Linked DNA regions of Homo sapiens: all the other regions are linked to region 3. Evidence: chromatin contacts called from ENCODE Hi-C or POLR2A ChIA-PET data. All regions are on one chromosome and are shown on one strand. Each heading gives the region's core, a stretch centred on a gene start or an enhancer-like site at or near the end of the contact. The rest is flanking DNA. Distances are from core to core; before and after follow the strand shown. Region 1 holds the start of SPINDOC (spindlin interactor and repressor of chromatin binding). Region 2 holds the start of MAP4K2 (mitogen-activated protein kinase kinase kinase kinase 2). Region 3 holds the start of ESRRA (estrogen related receptor alpha).

What was found. A loop is a pair of places that touch in the nucleus more often than their neighbours do. ChIA-PET counts read pairs that join two places held with the same protein, here RNA polymerase II (POLR2A). Pooled maps may share reads with other maps.
Region 1: a loop to region 3 is called in a pooled map, with 6 times the contacts of the local background. The contact joins the promoter of SPINDOC here to the promoter of ESRRA in region 3. A Hi-C loop is called at or near these places in 5 of 50 pooled maps. POLR2A ChIA-PET finds 5 or more read pairs at or near these places in 2 of 52 experiments (A549 and HEK293T).
Region 2: a loop to region 3 is called in a pooled map, with 12 times the contacts of the local background. The contact joins the promoter of MAP4K2 here to the promoter of ESRRA in region 3. A Hi-C loop is called at or near these places in 1 of 37 single-sample maps with no recorded cell type and 9 of 50 pooled maps. POLR2A ChIA-PET finds 5 or more read pairs at or near these places in 2 of 52 experiments (OCI-LY7 and WTC11).

Annotation. Positions count from the first base shown.
Region 1 is chr11:63,812,018-63,814,717 of GRCh38, forward strand. SPINDOC (spindlin interactor and repressor of chromatin binding) reads left to right here and starts at 1,439. Exons shown (of 6, transcript NM_138471.3): 1 at 1,439-1,796. The coding sequence starts at 1,670. RefSeq lists a silencer at 1,075-1,544.
Region 2 is chr11:64,801,964-64,804,463 of GRCh38, forward strand. MAP4K2 (mitogen-activated protein kinase kinase kinase kinase 2) reads right to left here and starts at 1,251. Exons shown (of 32, transcript NM_004579.5): 1 at 1,091-1,251; 2 at 922-979; 3 at 600-690; 4 at 456-520; 5 at 103-158. The coding sequence starts at 1,186. MEN1 (menin 1) reads right to left here. Exons shown (of 10, transcript NM_001370259.2): 10 at 1,553-2,500. The coding sequence ends at 2,371. RefSeq lists silencers at 881-1,060, 1,211-1,390.
Region 3 is chr11:64,304,200-64,306,899 of GRCh38, forward strand. ESRRA (estrogen related receptor alpha) reads left to right here and starts at 1,325. Exons shown (of 7, transcript NM_004451.5): 1 at 1,325-1,537. CATSPERZ (catsper channel auxiliary subunit zeta) reads left to right here. Exons shown (of 5, transcript NM_001039496.2): 5 at 344-571. The coding sequence ends at 447. It overlaps KCNK4-CATSPERZ (KCNK4-CATSPERZ readthrough (NMD candidate)), which reads left to right. Exons shown (of 11, transcript NR_133662.1): 11 at 344-570. RefSeq lists a silencer at 1,032-1,541 and an enhancer at 1,952-2,021.

The sequences.
Region 1 (2,700 bases), core at 189-2,688, 490 kb before region 3:
GCCCCCCGCAAGACTCAGCCCACTGCAATACAGAGCAGAGCAGAGGGGCACGGAAGGGATCTGTAGCAAATGGTAGAGAATGACCATTCAGCAGAAATAGTTAAACAGGCTTGGTAATACCTTTGTTGTAAAACCTTTAAAATATCAGATACACTTGCACATAACAAAATAATTCCCTTAAAAATAGACTGCAAGGCCAGGCGCGGTGGCTCACGCCTGTAATCCCACTTTGGGAGGCCGAGGCAGACGGATGATGAGGTCAAGAGATCAAGACCATCCTGGCCAACATGCTGAAACCCCGTCTCTACTAAAAATACAAAAATTAGCCGGGCATGGTGGCACGTGCCTGTAGTCCCAGCTACCCAGGAGGCTGAGGCGGGAGAATAGCTTGAACCTGGGAGGCGGAGGTTGTGGTGAGCCGAGATAGCGCCACTGCACTCCAGCCTGGTGACAGAGCGAGACTCTGTCTCAAAAAAAAAAAAATTAAAAAATTGACTGCAATCCATATAGACTAGTTCACACCTCTTCTCACACCCCCATCCTACTACGCGATTCTGAATACTACTGTGTCTGGTCTGATATAACGACATTCGAAGATGGATTTTCAGTGTCAGACATTTTGCATTTTCTGAGCTGAAATCTCATGAGGGTTGCTATAGAAGAGGGAGATGCACATTCCATGTCACAGAAGTAAAAGCTCACCCAGAGTGTGGTTATAGGGCAGCAATGTCATGGCAACTGGACTCTGGTCTTGGGGCTCTCAAGGGATTGCTGTGTGTCCTTGGAGAGGGTCACAAAATCTCCGGACTCCCGTGCCAAAAATGGAAATCATACCCATCAGGGTGGTTTATGTCCGCTCACAGTCCACTCTGCTTCTCTTCTTTGCCTTCCCAGAAGGGTCCAAAATGGTTTTTGAAAGAAACGATGAGCCGGACTAAGAAAACAGATAATGTGCCCACGGCCACGGAGCTGGCAGATGAGAAGGAATTCGGTCTCTGCGTTTCCATACCAAGGCCCTTTCCACTCACCCACCGCTTCTCTTCCTGCCCGGGGCATCTGCTGGCGGAGGAAGGCTTGTCCACGGAAAGGCAAAAGCGACTCCCGATCAAAATCCGGGGGCACCTGGTAGCGCTCTCCACGCCAGCAGAAACGCCCAACTGACTTCTTAATGGAGGGAAACCCCGGGCTTGGCCCGCAGACTGAGGGGCCCGCGTTGCGGGTTTTGGGGGCCCCTCTGCCTCTGCGCACCGGGTGGCCCCGGGTCCCCTCGGCCCTTCCCGCCGCCTCCCGGGTCCAGGGTTTCTAACGGGGCCGCGTGCCCGGGGCGGGGCCACGCGCGATTGGCCGCGCGGCATCGGGGGCGGGTCCGCGGCTGGCCGGCCGGGCGGGCGCCGACAATGAGCCTCCATAAAAGGGAGCGGCGGGGGGCAGGGGCCCCGGATTGAGCCCTCCCCGCCCGGGCTCCCGACGCGCCGAGGTCTCGGGGAGGCCCGGACGCGCCGGTCGCAGGCCCGGCCGGCGAGCGGCGGGCGGGCGGCGGGGAGGGGGCTGCGCGGGGCGGGCGGCGGGCCCGGCGCTATTCCGGCCAGGAGGCGGGAGGCGGTTGCCGGCTGCGCGCCGAAGCCTGCGCGCCAGTCCTCCGGCCACTGCTATCGCCCACGGCCGCACCATGGCCCTAAAGGCCGAGGGCGCCGCACTCGACTGCTTCGAGGTGACGCTGAAATGCGAGGAAGGGGAGGACGAGGAGGAGGCCATGGTGGTGGCCGTAATTCCGCGGCCCGAGCCGATGCTCAGAGGTGAGGATGGAGGGGATTCCACTTCCGCGTCACGGTGCGGGGCCGGGGCTGGGGCCGTCCCTCCCCAGTCGGGGTCCGGGACCCGGGCACCTTCTCACCCCCTTCAGCCTTGGGGCCCAGGTTTCCCTCTCGGATCTGGGTCCAGGGCGCGCTCTTGCACCTCCCCCACCATGGTTTAGAAGCTCAGGCCTCCTCGATTTCCCCCTCCCTTCCCCTTTCCCCCGCCCAGGGTCTGGAGACTTCGATCCACGCCCCGCACGCTCCGGATCTTCCGGTGCCCAAGCGCCCCCTCTCCCGGGCCCAGCACCAGAGGCCGGATCCCCAGAGGCGCTGGGTGGTTGCGGCCGCCGTCTCACAGCCTGGGAAGGGGAGGCAAGCACAACGGCCGGGCTGTGTTCTAGTCCGAGGGGCGGCGAAGCCTCTAGGCCGGAGGCTACAGGCGGGCGCCGCTGCCGACCTCCAGGAGAATTTTAAGGGCTCTCCGAGCATAACGCTTCCCTGCCCACCACCCCGCTTCATTCCCATTCCCGGGCCTTCCACTTGCAGGAGCCACAGGTGTCAAGTTCTGGAGAGAAGGGATGAATGGGACTGCATACAACAGCTAGTTTGGAAAAGCAGTGCAGTGCTAGAACGAGATTAGCTTTGGGAGGGGATGGGAGGAACAATCTCAGAACACTCGCTCTCCCCTCCCCCTTCACCGATTTCTAGTCCTCAGGAGCTTGCAAACCGTAAGAAAACAAAGAGCCATCTTTGTGGGAGACTTAATATGCATGAAAATGCAAATATATTTCCATTCTCCCACCCCGCTTTTCTTAGGCGGGATAGTACCCAAAAGAGGTTGAGAGCAGCAATGCCATTCATTGAACTTCAGCCGAACAGAATGATGTCTGCCTGCACTGCCTGT
Region 2 (2,500 bases), core at 1-2,500, 500 kb after region 3:
GCCCCACCCGAGGCACTCCACCCGCCTCCCTGCTGGTCATCTGGGCTCCTGGCCCACAGCTTCTGGAGACCAGAGGTGTGGGCACCTCACAGGCCCAGCTACCTTCAGTGCCTCTCGGCAGACGTAGGCAATCTGCCGCTCCTCCAGGGGCCCAGTGGCTGAAAGGAAAAGGGAGAGGCTGGCTTGGGGGCCCGGGGGTCATGCCCACCCTCCCAGGCTACCGTGTGTGGGAAAAGCAGCAGGCACTGTTAAATGAAAGCGGTGTTGGCCACGTCCCCTCCCAGTTTAGTCTAGGATACTGAACCCAGAGATGGACAGTATTTCTCTCAAGGTCACACAGCCAGGCAGGAGTGGAGAGGAGCCCAAGTCCAGGGCCCAGAGTCCCCTCTGGTACCCCAGTGGGGTAGGGGTGGGGGAAGGCTGGGGCCTGCTGGGGCCTGGAGCCCTGGCCTCACCATGGTAAATCTCCTGCAGGGAGCCCCCTCCGCAGAACTCCATGCAGATCCACAAGCGGTCATTCCTAGGGACAAAGAGCTGGGGTGGGCACAAAGCAGGTCACATGGGGGCTGCCTGGGGCCAGGAGGATAAGGCAGCCTCACCTGAGGTAGCTGCCAATGTAGGCCACCACATTGGGGTGGCGGCACTCACGCAGGATGGTGATTTCCTGCTGGAGGGAGCTGATGTCGTCCCCTGGGAAGCACAAAGCATCATGGGGAAGGCGCGCTGGGGTTGCCCTGACTCAGTGCCCCCATCTGCAAAATGGGCACAGAGTGCCTCCCTCCGGGCCAGGCAGGTGCAGGTGACAGCACCTCCCGGGGCACGCCTCTCAGGGGTCTCGGAAACGTCAACCCTCCGCCCGCACCCCGCGCCCGCGGGCGCTCTGCCCTTCCTCTGGCGCAGAGGCCCGACCCGGGCCCTCACCTGGGTCTAGCTTGACTATCTTCACGGCGGCCAGTTCGGACGTGACCGTGTCGCGGGCCTGCAGGGGCGGAGGGTGAAGCGGGATGGGGGGCGGGGCCGGGGGCTAGATCCTGCCGCGGGGTGCGGGGCTGGCACCCTCCTCCCGGCTCTCCCGCCCGTCCCGTCGCACCTTGTAGACGTCGCCATAGGTCCCGGCCCCCACGCGCTGCAGCAGCTCGAAGCGGTCCCGCGGGTCCTGCAGCGACACATCCCGCAGCAGCGCCATGGCCCGGCGCCGGGCGGGCCGGCAGGCGGGCGGGCGCGAGCTGCGGAGCCGGCGCGGGGCGGCGCGGGGCGGGGCGGGCGCCCGTGGCTCTGAGGCCGCGGGGGCGGGGCTGAGGCCCGGGGGCGGGGCCGCGCCGGGGATGCCCCACCGCCAGTCCGGGAGGAGGCGCCCGCGGGACGGGCCCTCGGCGGCGCGGGGAAGCCCCAAGGCCGGGGCGGAGCCTACGTCCTTCCGCCGCCACTGTCGCTCGCGCTCCACAGGTAGGGAGCGCAAAGTCCCGGGAGCCAGAAGACAGAGGGAAGAGGGGGCGCTCCACTCCCCGCCCCATCCCCAATTTCCCAGATAAACATGGACTTGCGCTTTATATTTTTTTTAACAAAATGTATTCATCTTTCTTGGAACTGAAAAATAAATCTATGTACAAAACAGGAAGAGATCAGGCTCTTGTCACCCACTCCTAACCCTCTGCAGATTTCCTCCGGGATGCTCCGAGATGGGCTGGACCTCTGGGAGGTTCCCAGAGGGTCGGAAGGGAGGTCCTGCTCTGATCCGGGGCCAGTTTCGTCAGGAAGAGGGCGGGGCTCAGGATGCTCATAGGCTGGGGGCGGAGTTTTGTGTCCCAGACTCGGGATACGAAGGAGAGGAAACTAGGATTTCCAAATTCTGGAGCAGGACTGAAGTTATTTGGGGCAGGGAGCTTGGATTCGCAAGATATGGAATTCTGAAGTGCGGAAATATACTCCTAGGGGCTGAGTGGTCCTAGGCTCCCGGGCTGGAGGTGGGACCTGTGCTCCTTGGGTTAAGGGTGAAACCTCAGCTCCTACAAGCTGGGAGGAGCCCTGAGTAACGTTGGTCTGGCTCTAGGTGAGCGGTTCCGAGGAGGAGCTTGGGTTTCTAGGGGCTGGGCCTTTAAAGACTGGTAATTAGGACCCAGCGTGAGGTTTCCATTGGCCGGCTGGGATTCTGGGAGAAGAGACCTATATTCTAACGACTGGGGCAGAGCCCTGGGTTCTGAGCTGGAGAAAATCGTGGGTTTGATACAGACTGTACTCGGGACCGGGAACCTAGGGTTTGGGTAGAGGTGAGGCCTGTCCCCTTTGGGCTGGGGGCAGAACATGGGCTCAGAGTTGGGGGACTAAGGGCGGAGCCTGGGTCCCCACAAGCGGTCCGAAGTCCCCAGTAGTTCAGAGGCCTTTGCGCTGCCGCTTGAGGAAAGACAGAGTGTAGTCACTAGGGGTGGACACTTTCTGCTTCTTCATCTGCACTTGCGACTGTGCCGTGAGTTGCAGCTTGATGGCGCTCGAGTTGATCTTG
Region 3 (2,700 bases), core at 75-2,574:
GTGGGTGAACTTTTGCTGCTGTGGTAGGAAAGCCCAGCGGTGATAAAGGGCCAGCTGATGGCTTAGAGTGGGTGGCTGGTCCAGAAGGTGGGCAAACTGCTCGCTACCACCGCCCTAGTTCAGGCCTGCAACCTCTTCCCTAGCCTTGACCTCATCCATCCTCCACCTTAACACTCAGCACCCTTAGAGATGCAAAGTTCCCCAGGCTAACACAGACCTGAGTGCCCTGCGCTACTGCTACCTCGAATCATCTGCGGTTCCTCGAATCACACATGCGGCGCCCCCTGGTGGGGAGACCTTTCGGTTGCTCACTGCCCTGAGCCGAGCTCTGCCCTCCTCCTAGGCTACCAGTTAGGGATCGGCAGGGACCACTTCCTGACTAAGGAGCTGCAGCGATACATCGAAGGGCTCAAGAAGCGCCGGAGCAAGAGGCTGTACGTGAATTAAAAACGCCACCTTGGGCTCGAGCAGCGACCCGAACCAGCCCCGTGCCAGCCCGGTCCCCAGACCCAAGCCTGACCCCATCCGAGTGGAATTTGAGTCCTAAAGAAATAAAAGAGTCGATGCATGGTCCGTGAGTCAGTGCAGGACAGCCCGCGTGAGGCGGACGCACGTGGCCCCGCCCTTCCCCGTGACCTTCATTCGGTCACCGCAGTGACCTTCATTCGGTCACCGCAGTGACCTTGAGCTTTCTCCGTCCGGGCCCTATCGGCCCTACCTTCCGGGACTCGCAATCCAGGACTTATTGCATGTTTTAAGTCGGCTTCACCCACCCCGAGTTCCGCAGCTCTGTGGGGCTACTGGGTCTACGGTTCGAGTGCTCAGTTGGTGTCGCTTTGGGGGAAGGGGGTAGGGGGAACGGGGCAGCACCTCCCTCCTCGCGACGGCGCGCTAGGCTCCGCCCCTCAAGCATAGGTAGCAGGTCCAGCCTCTCCGCTCGTCCCGCCCTTGCGTTTTCATCTGTAAGTGGTCTCTTGGCTCCGCGACTGCAGCCTGCACCGCCTCGCCCACTCCTCTCGCGCGCAGCAAGCCCCGCCTCCTCCGTTACGAAAGAGCGCTTCTGGCCCCACTTGCTCTCGGCTCTATTGTCCCCGCCCTCCGCGTCTCCGGCCCCGCCCCTCCCAGGGGCCGCGTACGCATGTGCGCCGCAGTGGCTCGGCGGGCTGCGGGGCGGGACCTGCACGAAGGCCCGCCCACTGGCGCTGCCGGCTCCGCCCCGACTCGTCCGGGCGCGCAGGCGCCGCCCGCCCCGCTGGTCTGATTAGCATAGGACCCCGGGCCCCGCCCCCTGCTTTGCATGCGCACGGCCGGCCCCACCCCCGCTGTCAGCTGGAGGAAGCGGAGTAGGAAGCGGCCGCGATGTCCTTTTGTGTCCTACAAGCAGCCGGCGGCGCCGCCGAGTGAGGGGACGCGGCGCGGTGGGGCGGCGCGGCCCGAGGAGGCGGCGGAGGAGGGGCCGCCCGCGGCCCCCGGCTCACTCCGGCACTCCGGGCCGCTCGGCCCCCATGCCTGCCCGACCGCGCTGCCGGAGCCCCAGGTCCGGGGGCGGAGGGGAGCGCTGCCGCGGGGGTGGGCGGGCGGGGCGCGGGGGCCATGTGCGAGCGCGGCAGGGAGGCGGGCGGGGCGGGCTGCAGGCGGGGTCCGACTCTGGGGCCAGTCCGGGCCACGGTTGGGACCCAGTCGAGGGTCGGACTGGTCAGGGTTCAGGCGGGATCCGGCGTCCGAGTCCTGGTGGGCCGGCCTGGGGCAGGATCTGGCTCTGGCTGCGGGTCCTGACTCGGGTCAGGGTTGGGCCTCCGATCCAGCCCGCTCCGGGGCAGGGTTCAATCCCGCATTTGCCGAAGTCCCTGGGGCTGGCCGGGGTGGAAGACGGGGAGGGCTCTATGTCTGGGAAGGGGCTCTGAAGACCACGTGGGGGCGCTCGAAGGGGCCTGGGGCCACCCTCCTCTCTGGGTCAAAGGTCATCGCACCGGCAGGGGAGAACTTCCTCCTCCTTGGCTCTCCCCACTTACTTCCTGATAACCTGGTAGAGGTCTCCCGCGGGCGGGGAGGGGGAGGCGTAGCAACTTTAGGCAACTTCCCAAAGGTGTGCGCAGGTTGGGGGCGGGACGCGGCGCCCCGGGAGGTGGCGGCCTCTGCGACAGCGGGAGTATAAGAGTGGACCTGCAGGCTGGTCGCGAGGAGGTGGAGCGGCGCCCGCCGTGTGCCTGGGACCGGCATGCTGGGGCAGGAGGGCAGCCGCGTGTCAGGTGTGAAAAGCTCTGGAGGTGTTTTCATGAGTCCGTGCCTGTGCGTGTGGATGTGGGGAGACCTAGTGAGAGTGTGTGTGATCATGAGCCTTGACTGAGTTCGTGGATGGGGTGTGCGCTCCAGGAGAAGTGTGTGAGCACAAGTGTGAGCAGGAGTGAGCACGGGTTTGGGAAGGCCGGTGCAAGTGTGAAAGCCCTCAGCAGAGAGCGAGCCTGCGTGGGCTTGTGGGGCTCCTGAGCACCCCGGTGAGTGGAGTGTGTGAACTCGGTGTGAGCACGTCCACTGGCCTTGGGTCTGCTCTCCAATGCAGAATACCCAGATGAGGGCAGGGTCTCAGAGGTCCCCCCAACATCTGGAGAAAACTGGGAAGTATCCTGCTCCTGGCTAGGGATTCCAGGTGGGGTTGAAGGTTGCCTGGGGGCTACGGTTACCCTGCTCCCTGGCCTGGGT